Linked DNA regions of Homo sapiens: region 1 is linked to region 2. Evidence: read pairs that join two places in POLR2A ChIA-PET (ENCODE). Cell type or tissue: OCI-LY7. All regions are shown on one strand. Each heading gives the region's core, and the rest is flanking DNA. Links, peaks and the distances in the headings are about the cores only.

Region 1 (5,794 bases), core at 780-4,779, 570 kb after region 2:
GCCTGGTTAAGTGCTGGGATTACAGGCTTGAGCCACCGCGCCCGGCCGCCATATATAAAATTTAACTAGATTTGCAGAAACTCACGTGCGAAGACAAAGAAGGGTCATAAGCGATTTTGTGATCTTCATTACTGGCACATACAACCATAGAAGGATCATCACACAGCAGATCCTGAGGGGGAGCCATTTCCGGTGTCAGGTTGAGAGAATTAAACTCTGTCTTTGCAGAATGAGAGGCAATACATAGATTGTAGGAATAGGGCAAAGTCCCCTCGCTGTGGTTGGGAGGAACCCCGGGCCCAGACTTGGAGCAGAGACCGGTTTGAAAGCAGCCCTCAGTGTCGAGGCTGGAGGAACGTCGCAGGCGCAGGGCGATCGCTAGAATCACCGCGAGGAGAAAGAGCACTGAGATCAAGGCCAAGGCCACAACCAGGTAAAACTGCAGTTCCGTCTGGGGGTCAGAGGGCTCAGGGCGGTCGCTGAGGTCTGGCAATACCTCTTGCAGGCTATCCGCGAAGATTAGGTGCAGCGTGGCGGTGGCGGAGAGTGGCGGCTGTCCTCCATCACGCACAGCGACCAGCAGGCGCTGGCGGGCCGCGTCCCTGTCGCCCAAGGCACGCGCTGTGCGCACCTCACCCGTGCGCAACCCCAGGCTGAAGAGCCCGGGCTCGCTGGCCTGCAGCACGTGGTAGGACAGCCAAGCGTTGTGTCCTGAGTCTGCGTCCACCGCCACCACCTTGGTCACCAGGTAGCCGGGCTCTGCGGCGCGTGGCACCATATCGAAGAGGGCGGAGCCATCAGGCCCCAGCGCGGGGTACAGCACCCGTGGCGCATTGTCATTGAGGTCGCCCACCAACACGCGCAGGCTCACGTTGGCGCTGAGCGCGGGGGAGCCCTGGTCCCTGGCCTGCAGTGTGAGCTCGAAGGCGCGCAGCTGCTCGTGGTCGAAGGCGCGCTGCGCGAACACCACCCCGCTCTGCGGGCTCACGGACACGTAGGACAACAGCTCCCGCGGCTCCAGGTCACTGGCCAGAATAGAGTAGGAGACTCTGCCGTTGGGTCCCAAATCCGGGTCGGAGGCGCTTACTTGTGCAATGGAGGCGCCAGGTGGGTTGTTCTCAGACACGTGGACCACATAGGAGGCCTGATGGAAAACAGGTGCATTGTCGTTGATGTCGGAGATGTGCAGGGTGATGCTTGTCCTGGAGGAAAGGGCTGGTTTGCCCTTGTCGGTGGCTATGATTGTGACGTTGTAGTCTGCTGTCTGCTCCCGGTTTAGGGCTCCAGCAATCACCAGCTTGTAATAATTCTTCGAGGTGGATTCTAATTTGAAAGGAACTTCTTCCTGAGTATAGCATGTCACCATGCCATTTTGCCCAGAATCCTTGTCTCGCACTTTTATGAGGGCTATTACAGTTCCAAGGTCTGAATCCTCTGGAATCTGGTTAGAGAAGGACATGAATGTCACCTCTGGGGCATTGTCATTCTCGTCAACAATTTCTATTTGAACATTACAGTGAGCTGTGTGTACTCCTCCATCCTTAGCTTCCACACTCAACACATATCTACTTGTCTCTTCAAAATCCAATGTGCCATTGGTTGTGATGTCGCCAGTATTTGGATTGAGATTGAAGAGGCTGGTACTTATTGGGGAATTGAGGAAGGCATAGGTGATCTCTGCATTAATGCCCTCATCCTGGTCTGTGGCCATCACCCGCAGCACGGAGGTTCCCCACGGTACGTTTTCTTGGAGGCTAACCCTGTATACCTCCTGGCTAAACACGGGAGCATTATCATTGGCATCCGTAACTCGGATCCAGATATGGGTGGTGCCGCTTAGAGGCGGGTCCCCGCCATCCATGGCAGTCAGGATTAAGCGATGAGAGCTCTGATGTTCCCTGTCTAGAGGTTTTTCCAGCAGTAATACCGGATATTTACTTCCATCAGGACTTTCCTTCGTTGACAGAGAGAAGTATTGATTGGGGTTGATGGTGTATAACTTCAGTGAATTGCCTTCCACATCTGCATCTTGAGCAGAATCCAGAGAGAATTTTACCCCGGGTAAGGCTGACTCACAAATTTCTAAGTCAATGCCTTTTGCAACGAAACGTGGTGCATTGTCATTAATATCTTGGATTACAACAACCACGTGGAAAACATTCATTGGGTTTTCAGCGACCGTTTCGAATTCTAGTGCACACTCAAGTTTCCTTCCGCAAATCTTCTCTCGATCTATCCTACCGTTCACTAACAAATCCCCGCTCTCCAAACTAACGTTGAAATAATCCTCTGCACTAACCCGCAGTTTTCGAGTTGGCAACTCCCGGACACTGAGCCCCAGATCCTTGGCAAGTTTCCCCACCCGTGAGCCGTTGGCTAGCTCCTCTGGAATCGTGTATCGGATCTGCTGGGAGATGGCCCCGCAGAACAAAGACAGCAGGAAGGGAAACAGTACCTGACTTTTCATCATTTCGGCTTCTCTGGCTCTCTGCATTTCAGGAACTCTCCGCGGAGCTTCTTTCCTCTGGGATGTTTTTCAAAAAGAAATGGCAGCACCCTGGACTTCTGTGATTTGAGCTTAGGACTTATTAGTTAGGCGCTCGAGGGTGAACAGGAGCAGCGTCTGTGCTCAGTGCACCGGACAAAGCAGGAAGGCACCCTGCCTGACGCTCCTGCAGAATTGAGAAGCCTTCACTTCCTTTTGGTCGACAGCGGCGCCCAGAGGTTGTCTTGGAAAACTGCACAGGGCCCAGCTTTTTATCCTCAAAGCGCAACCTCTTGAATCTATGTACCCTGTCTTTAATTTGCTGGAGGGAAACACATACTCACATTTTCCCCTTTACATTTCAGTTTTCTAGTTTGTCATCATCAGATAAGGGCCTTCATCATTTCGTATTCTTTTTTCATTTAAAAAATTCACAAGGTACACTGCCATTTTTTTCAGTTTTGGGGGTAAAAAAAAATCTTCAGTGATTTCACTATATTTATAAACTCTGGCATGACTGCTGTATCCAAATAAGTGAATTGATAATTTTTATTTATATTTTTAGTTGACTAAAATACCTACCTTTCTGTAAATTCATTGGAATAAGCTCCCTTATCTAGTATTTTAAATCTCTCCATATATATGTTATCAATTCAGTAATACTTTTCAAAAATAGTTTTTGCAAAAAAGAGGAAATCACAGCCTTACTATTATGTTATTTCTCTTCTTTATAAAATATAGATAATCTTTCCAGTTAAGTAGGACAAAGTCTGATATTTTGTTAAAAGGGCCAATTTAGTGTTGGGGTACACATACATGCTTTTATGAAGTGGAATCTCATATAATGTACATTTGTTTTATGAAACCAGTGCTTCTTTTTTATATGAATGTATATTAAATACTCTAGGCTGGGTGCAGTGACCTGTGATCCCAGCACTTTGGGAGGCCAAGGTGGGAAGAACACATGAGGTCAGGAGTTTGAGACTAGCCTGTCCAACATGGTGCAAGCCATCTCTACTAAAAAAAATAAAAATTATCCAGGCATGGTGGCGGGTACCTGTAACGCCAGCTACTCGGGAGGTTGAGGCAGCAGAATCACTTAACTCAGGAGGCAGAGGTTGCAGTGAGTTGAGATCATGCCACTGAAGTCCATCCTGGGTGACAGAGCAAGACTCTGTCTCAAAAACATTCTCTATAATGCCAATTCTCAGCTCCAGCCGACTTATACCATTAATGAGCAAAACGAGTTTGACTTGACCACTGGTAAATATTGGAGAGGTATTCAGAGTTCTTAGACACCCAATTTTGGAACTTATTCTGTAGTTCCAGGCTTAGAACCAGTCTTGGTTCAAAGCAAATCCCTTTATTTCAAATGCATTACCAAATGAGATCCAACTCAACAATTTATTCTACTATTTTGCAGTGCTCACCCATACTCATACTCTATTCGAAACAGCCTATTATCTGTTTTCTTAAGATACCTTTTCACTTGTTTCCTTGCATCATGCCTTTATACTTTCCATTCCTTTTACTATGAACTTCTCCTCCCTTTCTGTTGTAGTGGATTCTTGCCCATTCTTCAAAAAAATAAAAATAAATCCTTTTTAGTGAAAATGGGATGTCTGAGACCTTCCATTACCTGTACAAGTAGGTGGAATTGTATGGGTTCCATACTCTCAGTGTATTTTCATGACACATATGTAGGCTATGTTTCATATAGAATTCTTAGAAATTATCTTTGAGCATCCAAATTTCCCCTGACACAGCTAATTAATTTTTTTTCTCCTTACAGGGAAAGTGATACTAATACTATAAACATTTTTTTTTCTAAAAATGATATGTTAAAAGTTACGTGCCTTTTTCTTTTGAGACAGGGTCATGCTATGTTGCCCAAGTAGGTCTCAAAGTCCTAGGCTCAGAAGTCCTCCCCTGGCTATGGGCCTTTTAAATTCTGTGATGTATTTCCATGTTTCAGTGAGAATACACCTTACTCTGCTTACAGCTTTTGTGTTCTGGCCCTGTTGTCTCATACATTTAAATGTGCCTTTTCCTAATATATTGAGGGAGGAATCTATTCTTTTGTTTGAGTTCTAATAAAACATATTTTGGTCTAATTTTGGATAACTCTCATATGATTTCATGAGTGAAAATAATTTCATAAATTGCAGAATAAGCCAACAATTTCTGGCTCAAGAAAGTTGTAGAACATGACAAAAGAAGGGACTTCTATTCCATTGTTGGAAGAGATTGTCTGGAAATCTCCCGCAGAGGCTGAGACATATTCCTTTACATGTTTTTGATGTCCTTCTCAAGGACAAGAAATACCACTCCAAGGCTCATAATAATTTAGCTAGGTGAGCTTTCCACCCTCAGGCAAAATGTTGAAATCAAAATGAATACACACATAAGCATATACATTAGGCATATGTAACAGGCACTATAGGTAAAACCATTTGACCAGCCTCTACTTTTTTTTTTTTTTTGAGATGGAGTCTCTCTCTATTGCCCCAGCTGGAGTGCAGTGGCCCAATTTTGGCTCTCTGCAACTTCTGCCTCCTGGGTTTAAGCAATTCTTCTGCCTCAGCTTCCCAAGTAGCTTGGATTACAGGCGCCCACCACCATGCCCAGCTAATTTTTGTATTTTTAGTAGAGACAGGCTTTCACCATGTTGGCCAGGGTGTTCTTGAACTCCTGACTTCAAGTGATCCACCTGCCTCAGCCTCCCAAAGTGCTGGGATTACAGCATGAGCCACTGCACCCAGCCTCTACATTTTTGTTCTCCAATTTTTATGTTATTGAGATGAAAAGAATAACAGGCCAGGCATGGTGGCTCATGCCTCTAATCGCAGTACTTTGGGAGGCTGACGTGGGCAGATCACTTGAGCTCAGGAATTTCAGACCAGCCTGGGAAACATAGCAATTGCCCCATCTCTACAAAAACAAAAACAAATTAGCTGGGAGGGTGGCTCGTGCCTGTAGTCCCAGCTACTCGGGAGGCTGAGGTGGGAGGATCACTTGAGTCTGCGAGGTCAAGGCTGCAGTGAGCCGTGATCATGCCACTGCACTCCAGACAGAGTAAGACCCTGTCAAGAAAGAAAGAAAGAAAGAAAGAAAGAAAGAAAGAAAGAAAGAGAGAAACAGAGGAAGGAAGGAAGGAGGAAAGAGAGAGAGGAAGGAAGGAAGGAGGAAAGAGAGAGAGGAAGGAAGGAAGGAAGGAGGAAAGAGAGAGAGGAAGGAAGGAAGGAGGAAAGAGAGAGGAAGGAAGGAAGGAGAAAGAAAAAAAGAGTGTCACCTGTCTTGGAAGGAGTC
Region 2 (5,794 bases), core at 542-4,541:
ACTCCCGACCTTAGATGATCCGCCTGCCTCGGCCTCCCAAATTGCTGGGATTACACGTGTGAGCCACCACACCCGGCCAGGGGTCGATTTATACTTAAGTGTGACGTATATTAAGGAAGAGCCCACTGGCAGGGAGCATAGAGCAAGCCAAGCTCAGTGGATTTGACCCCTCAGATAAATAATGGTCGTTGAAAAGCTCCTACTCTAGTAAAAAGTCAAATAATACTAAAGGCTTATATCAAAAGACAGCAGACCTCTGCCACACGCTCTCTACCCTCTAATCCTACTCTCTAGAGGCAACTCTGTAAAGTGTCAGAAAGCAGCACAGGAGAGCAGGGCTTCTAGAATTGAATTGTCTAGCATCCAACACAACTGTCTCCCTTAGCAGCTGGGTTATCTTGGTCAAGTTCATTATAATATCTTTTCCCTTAGTTTCTTCATCTGTATGATGGGAATGATAATGGTATTCTTCTTATGAGATGACACAGTTAAACTGCTGGGCACACGGTCTATAAATGGTGGCTGTATTTGATGATGATGAAGAAGAATCTAACTTAAGAGCAGCTGTGAGTACACCTAGAGGTTAGCTGCACACTAAACAAATAAATGTAAGGCGTGTTTATGATTTGGCGGAAATGACAAGAACACAGTCTCAGTTGGAAAGGTCTGTCTCTTCCCTTTGTTCTAAGGCTAAACTCTGTTCTCAGTCCCATTCCCTTCCTGTCCCTTTTAGAACCTTGTCTCTATAATTATCCCGACCCTCATGCCAAAGCATACATCTTTCTCCTACCTTTTTCCTTTCCGCCTGTGAAATATACACAGGCCTTTCCAATCTTGGGGGAAAAATTCTTTACTTGATCCTCCTGCCCTTTTCAGCTACCATTCTGTTTCTTTCTCCCTACTGCCAGATTTCTTAATTAAGTAATAACACACATGCTACCTTCCATTTCTGCATGACTCCTGCACTTTTCAGCCTTGTCTCCCAGCTTCCATCCCTTTTCTTCTGACACAGGGATCACTAGGGTCATCAAAGACCACCTCATTAACCACCAGTGGACCTTTGCTCCATCAGACACCTTGAGCCAGAGCACTTGACTCAGTTGACCATCCACTCCTTAAACGTCACACGCAAAACCTCATCATCTGCTTCCATTTTTCTGCTATTGTGTAGTTTCCCCAAGCCACCCAGGAAAGGAATCTTGAATTCATTGTTGGCTCAACGCTTCCTTCTCTGCCCTCCCCAATACTAGTTTTCTGTTTTCTTTTTTTCCTCTGGTTCAGGTTTTCCCATGACCCCACACTAGTTTTGACTCTTACTTCAAATATTAGAAACTCACTGAAGCTAGCTTTTGAAAAAGTTTTATCAGGGTATGGAAGAGTGGACAGGACATTTAATGAACCCCAAGGGAAGAGACAGCTGGGACCCAGGAAAGACCAGAATTATGGACTCAGGAGGCAACAAAGTGAGCCCTTTCTCTCTGGCTTTCTGTCTGGCTTTCTCATGATTTGCCCAGATACCCCAAAGGTGTCAGACACTCCCATACCCAGTTGGTCACTGGGTCCTGTCAAAATCACCTTCTTTTGCATCAGACTCTTAAATCTGTCTCCTCTTCAGCTTCCCTGGTCTCTACATCTCTCTAGCAGTGCTTCTTCCTCCTTCTGACCGCTAGTACCAGCATTGTCCAGATGTCCATTCTTTCCCTATTGCTCTTAAACTCCCTCTGTCCTGTTGACTCTTAAATGAAAATACAGTGGTTAAGAGCTTGGGTTCTGGAGTCCTCATAATCAGGGTTTGAATCCTCCACCACTTTCTCAGTTGTGTGCACTTTGGGAAGTTATTTGAATTTTTTGAGCTTCACTTCCTCATCTATGAAATGGAGCACATGTAAAGTGCTTAGTTAGCACAGTGCCTGGCACACAGAAAGAACTCAAAACGGTGACTATCATTAGCCTTACCTTTGTCCTCTTTCCTGAGTTCCAGTTCAGTCCTCCACCACCTGCTAGATTTATCCATTAGATGTCATGCTGTGACCTCAGATCCACCTGTCAGAATTCCCCAGATGCTAGTGGAGGATGCAGCTTTCTGATAGCTGGAGGGTGGGAAGACTTGAAAAGGCAGGTGGTCCCATCGAATCCTCAAAGAAACCCCGTACCTGACCTCAGCCAGGCCTCAGCAGAGAAGGCCCTGAAGAACAGCTCCCCCAGAAGCCTCCAAACCCTGTGCTGGCTGACTCTTGGGTTCTAGGAGGGCAGGCAGAGCTGTCATTATGAGAGCAAATGGAGGATGTGAATTCAACCTTTAAAAAAAGCCCCAGGTGGTGAAGGGAGGTGTAGCAGGATCAGTGAAGTTTGGAAGCGGGTGAGAAAGGTGACAGCAACACCCTCAGGGCATTGAGCTGGGTTTAGGCTGGGGCCTCCCTCAAGCACTGGGGATTTGGCAGCATGGAAGTCAGAGATGCTCCTGTTTTTAGCTGAGCTGCTGCAGGTCCCCTTTGCCGCCCTTGTGAACATTCCTCATTAAGTGCCATGTGTGGAACAGGGTGGATGCATTCCCCGCCCCTCAGCCCTGCTCTCCCTACCTCCTCTCTGCTCTTGGGTGGTGGCAGTCCTATTGGCAGGAACCGAGGAGGGGCAGGGCCGAACTCTATCCAGCACAGAACTGGAGTCATGACGGTTGGAGGTAGGTAATCTCACAGCTGTTTTCTCCAGGCAGTGTGACCAAGTAGATCAGAGCTCTGGCTCTGAATCGGAATGTTTGTGCGCCTGTTCGAATCTCGCTTCTGCTTTTACTCTTTTTTTGACACTAGGCAAGTTGTTTAAATTCTTTATGTCTCATCTGTATAATGGGGATGATAATAGGCCTCTCTAATAGTTGTGAGTTTTAGTTAGATAATGCAGGTAAAGCACTTAGCTTAGTCCATCTATGCCACTTGGAGCCAAGGGCCCTGTCCTTGTAGGAATGACCACCCCCATTGCTGTCTTCACCCCATCTGTGTTGTCCTCTGTTCACATATCCATCTCTGCCTTTGAACTACAAGCTCCATTAAATCAGAGATTGAATTGTATGAGTCTGTGTCTCTGGTGCCCAACACAGGACCTAGCATATAGAAGAACTTAATAAATGAATGTTTACTGTTGGAAGGAACTGGTGAAACAATGTAGAAGACCCAGGATTCCCTCTGGCCTGAGTCCCACCATCCCCTCTGGGTCATTTACCACAAATAGAGAGCCTAGGCCAGTCACGTCCCGGGGACTGAGGATACAGCAGCGAATGAGATAGGCTGGGCTCCTGGCCTCATGGAGTGAATTGTCCAGGGGGTGATGGACGGGAAACATAACAAAACTGATGATACGTTTCAATTAGGAAGGTTGCTAGGAAGGAGAAGCTGGGCTGCTATGAGAGCATAGAGCAGAGGAACTATATTTTGGGCAGAAATGAATCGGGAAGAATTTCCTGGACAATGTTACAAGTAAATTGAGGCCCAAAGAAAGGGCAGGCTGGGTTGAAGCAGAAGGTGGAAAAGAGCCATCTAGGCAGAGGGAACAGCAGATGCAAAGGTCCTGAGGCAGATAGGAACTAGGTTGCTCAGTGGAAGTCAAGGTTATTGTGGCTGGAACCCAGTGATGGAAGGGGTCAGTGACCTCTCCAAGGCTGCAGAGCTAGGAGCACGGGTTGTAAGAGCCGTGTAGGCTATGATGAGAATTTGAATTTTTATCCCTGATTATAATAGCTAACATTTATTAAATTGTATGTATATGTGCACTGTGTTAAGTATTTTGCATGGTTTCTCATTTTCTTTTCACAGCCTCCCTGGGAGACTGGTACTATTATTCCCATTTTACAGATGATGAAATGCTGGCTCAGGGAGGTAAATTTCTTCAAGGTCACATAGTTGACGGTGGCAGAGTTGATTTGAACCCAGGTATCAGGATCCAACGCCTGCCCCTTTAGGCCCCGCGTGGCCCAGCTTAAGAGCTAAGTGCGGACTTGGATCCGCAGTACACGTTCCTCAAGGCCTAGGTTCCTCTTTCGCCGCCTCCCTTCCCCCGGATTGGGGAAGGCAGGTGCAGGTTTGCCCTGACCAGAGGAGCGCCCCAGCGGCAGGCTCAACTGCCTGCGGAGACGGCCCCAGAATCGCCCGGGGTCAGGCCGCACCCACGTGATGGCCCCGAGGCTGAGCTGCGGAGCACCGCCGCAGTGCAGTGGGCGCGGGCGTGTGCGCGCTCCTGCTGCTGCCGCGGCTGTGAAATCTGGAGGGAACCGACCCCAGACGGTGGCCCGGGGCCTGGGAGGGAGGGCGCCCCTCCGCGCTCGGCAGGGGGCTCTCTCTCCCCACGATCCCGGGGCCGAGCCCGCAGCTCCACTGCCTGCATCACGTTCCCTCCAGCCTTGAGGGGGAAAGCAGCGTTCATTTCTGATTAAAAATGACTATTTTTAATGGGCATCATTCTTTATTTCTTGCTGTCCTCTCCCAGGGCTAGAAAGAGGCGGAAAGCGACACTGAGAATCCATTCCAAACGAGCAGCCAAGAGGAGACGCGGCAGCTCCCAGATGTTGATGTTTTGTTTTTTGACATAAATCTTTGCACTCATATGGGAGTTTTCATTGATTCATGTTCCCATCTGCTGAATTTCCTTTTATTTATTTAATATGGCTTTGGGGGGATATCTTGCTCCGAGGCTCTGGAGGAACAATAACTGTGGCAGCCGTTGCACCCCACCCCCAAATCCCAAAAACCTTGGCTGCCGGGGGAGGGAAATTTAGTGGCATCCTGCGCTCATGCCCTCATCTTGGAGGCAAGCGCTCTAGGCATGCGTTTACGTGGCTGTTCTACTTGGGGCCTGCCCAAGGCTGTAAACCCAAGAAAGAAACAGCATAAGAGAGTCGGGGATCATTCTCTGTTCCTCATCCTTCCTGCCCACCCACAGCACCGTGTTTCCTTCATGCTAAAACACACTTACTCTCCTTTTAACAACTTGGAAATCAGGAAACATTTAACAGCGGATGTATTAAGTGTGTTAAACGTATATCCTTCTCCCCCCACTCATTCTGCACACTCCCATCCCACTAGTGATTCTTAGCAATAAAGAACTCCAGCTCTGGAGTCAGACTGCCTGGGCTTGAATCCTGACTCTGCTTTCTCTAATGAATTCTTGAGCAAGATAACTTCTCTGAGCCTGGGATTCGTCATCTGTAAAATGAGGATAATAACTATCTCTTTCTCAGATATACGTACATTTTACCGATGAGGAAACTGAGGCTGAGAGTAATTAAGAGATTTGCCCAACTAGAGCAGAGCTAGGAAACACCTCCTAGGTCTTTCTGATCCTCACCCTATCCCACCACCTCTCCTATGCCCACAGCCCCCTATGTATCTCACATCCAGTCCACCCTTCTCTGCATGTACTACATGGGACTGTCCTTGCAGGACAGGATATGGCTGGACATCTAAGACTCTATAAGTTGGTTCTAAGCTTACCCTGTGGGTGCACATACCCTTAACCCTTCAACTGTGCATGCCCTTTTACTGGAATTTCCATGCATGGTAAGCAGTCAGGATGCCTTTGCATGTGCTTAGTATCTTATGGGAGGTAAGCCCTCAAAATATGTTTATTCAAGAAAATTTGAGGCTGGGCGTGGTGGCTCACACCCGTAATCCCAGCGCTTTGGGAGGTTGAGGTGGGCGGATCACTTGAGCTCAGGAGTTTGAGGCCAGCCTGGCCAACATGGTAAAACCCCACCTCTACTAAAAATAAAAAAAAATTAGCCCAGTGTGGTGGTGCACACCTGTAA

Evidence for each region. ChIA-PET counts read pairs that join two places held together with the same protein. Peaks named below come from ENCODE experiments on the same cell type or tissue, not always from the same donor. Only the 100,000 strongest peaks of a DNase experiment are listed, where the experiment ranks them.
Region 1: POLR2A ChIA-PET joins it to region 2 with 5 read pairs; 1 of 35 experiments calls an interaction of 5 or more read pairs at or near these places.

The regions. Positions count from the first base shown.
Region 1 is chr5:141,346,961-141,352,754 of GRCh38, reverse strand. The region is part of intron 1 of PCDHGA1 (protocadherin gamma subfamily A, 1); the gene reads right to left. The region is part of intron 1 of PCDHGA2 (protocadherin gamma subfamily A, 2); the gene reads right to left. All of the region lies in intron 1 of PCDHGA3 (protocadherin gamma subfamily A, 3), which reads right to left. PCDHGB1 (protocadherin gamma subfamily B, 1) reads right to left here and starts at 2,656. Exons shown (of 4, transcript NM_018922.3): 1 at 86-2,656. The coding sequence starts at 2,494. It also overlaps PCDHG@. In OCI-LY7, for the core only: CTCF peaks have their summits at 2,530 and 2,731; a DNase peak (open chromatin) is centred at 2,704; H3K4me3 peaks cover 543 bases.
Region 2 is chr5:141,912,782-141,918,575 of GRCh38, reverse strand. No RefSeq gene overlaps it. Among named protein-coding and RNA genes, the nearest start is that of DELE1, 8.2 kb to the left of the region's middle. RefSeq lists a silencer at 4,272-4,411 and an enhancer at 4,321-4,858. In OCI-LY7, for the core only: CTCF peaks have their summits at 2,262, 4,095 and 4,306; DNase peaks (open chromatin) are centred at 1,855, 2,305, 4,115 and 4,275; H3K4me3 peaks cover 1,343 bases; H3K27ac peaks cover 975 bases.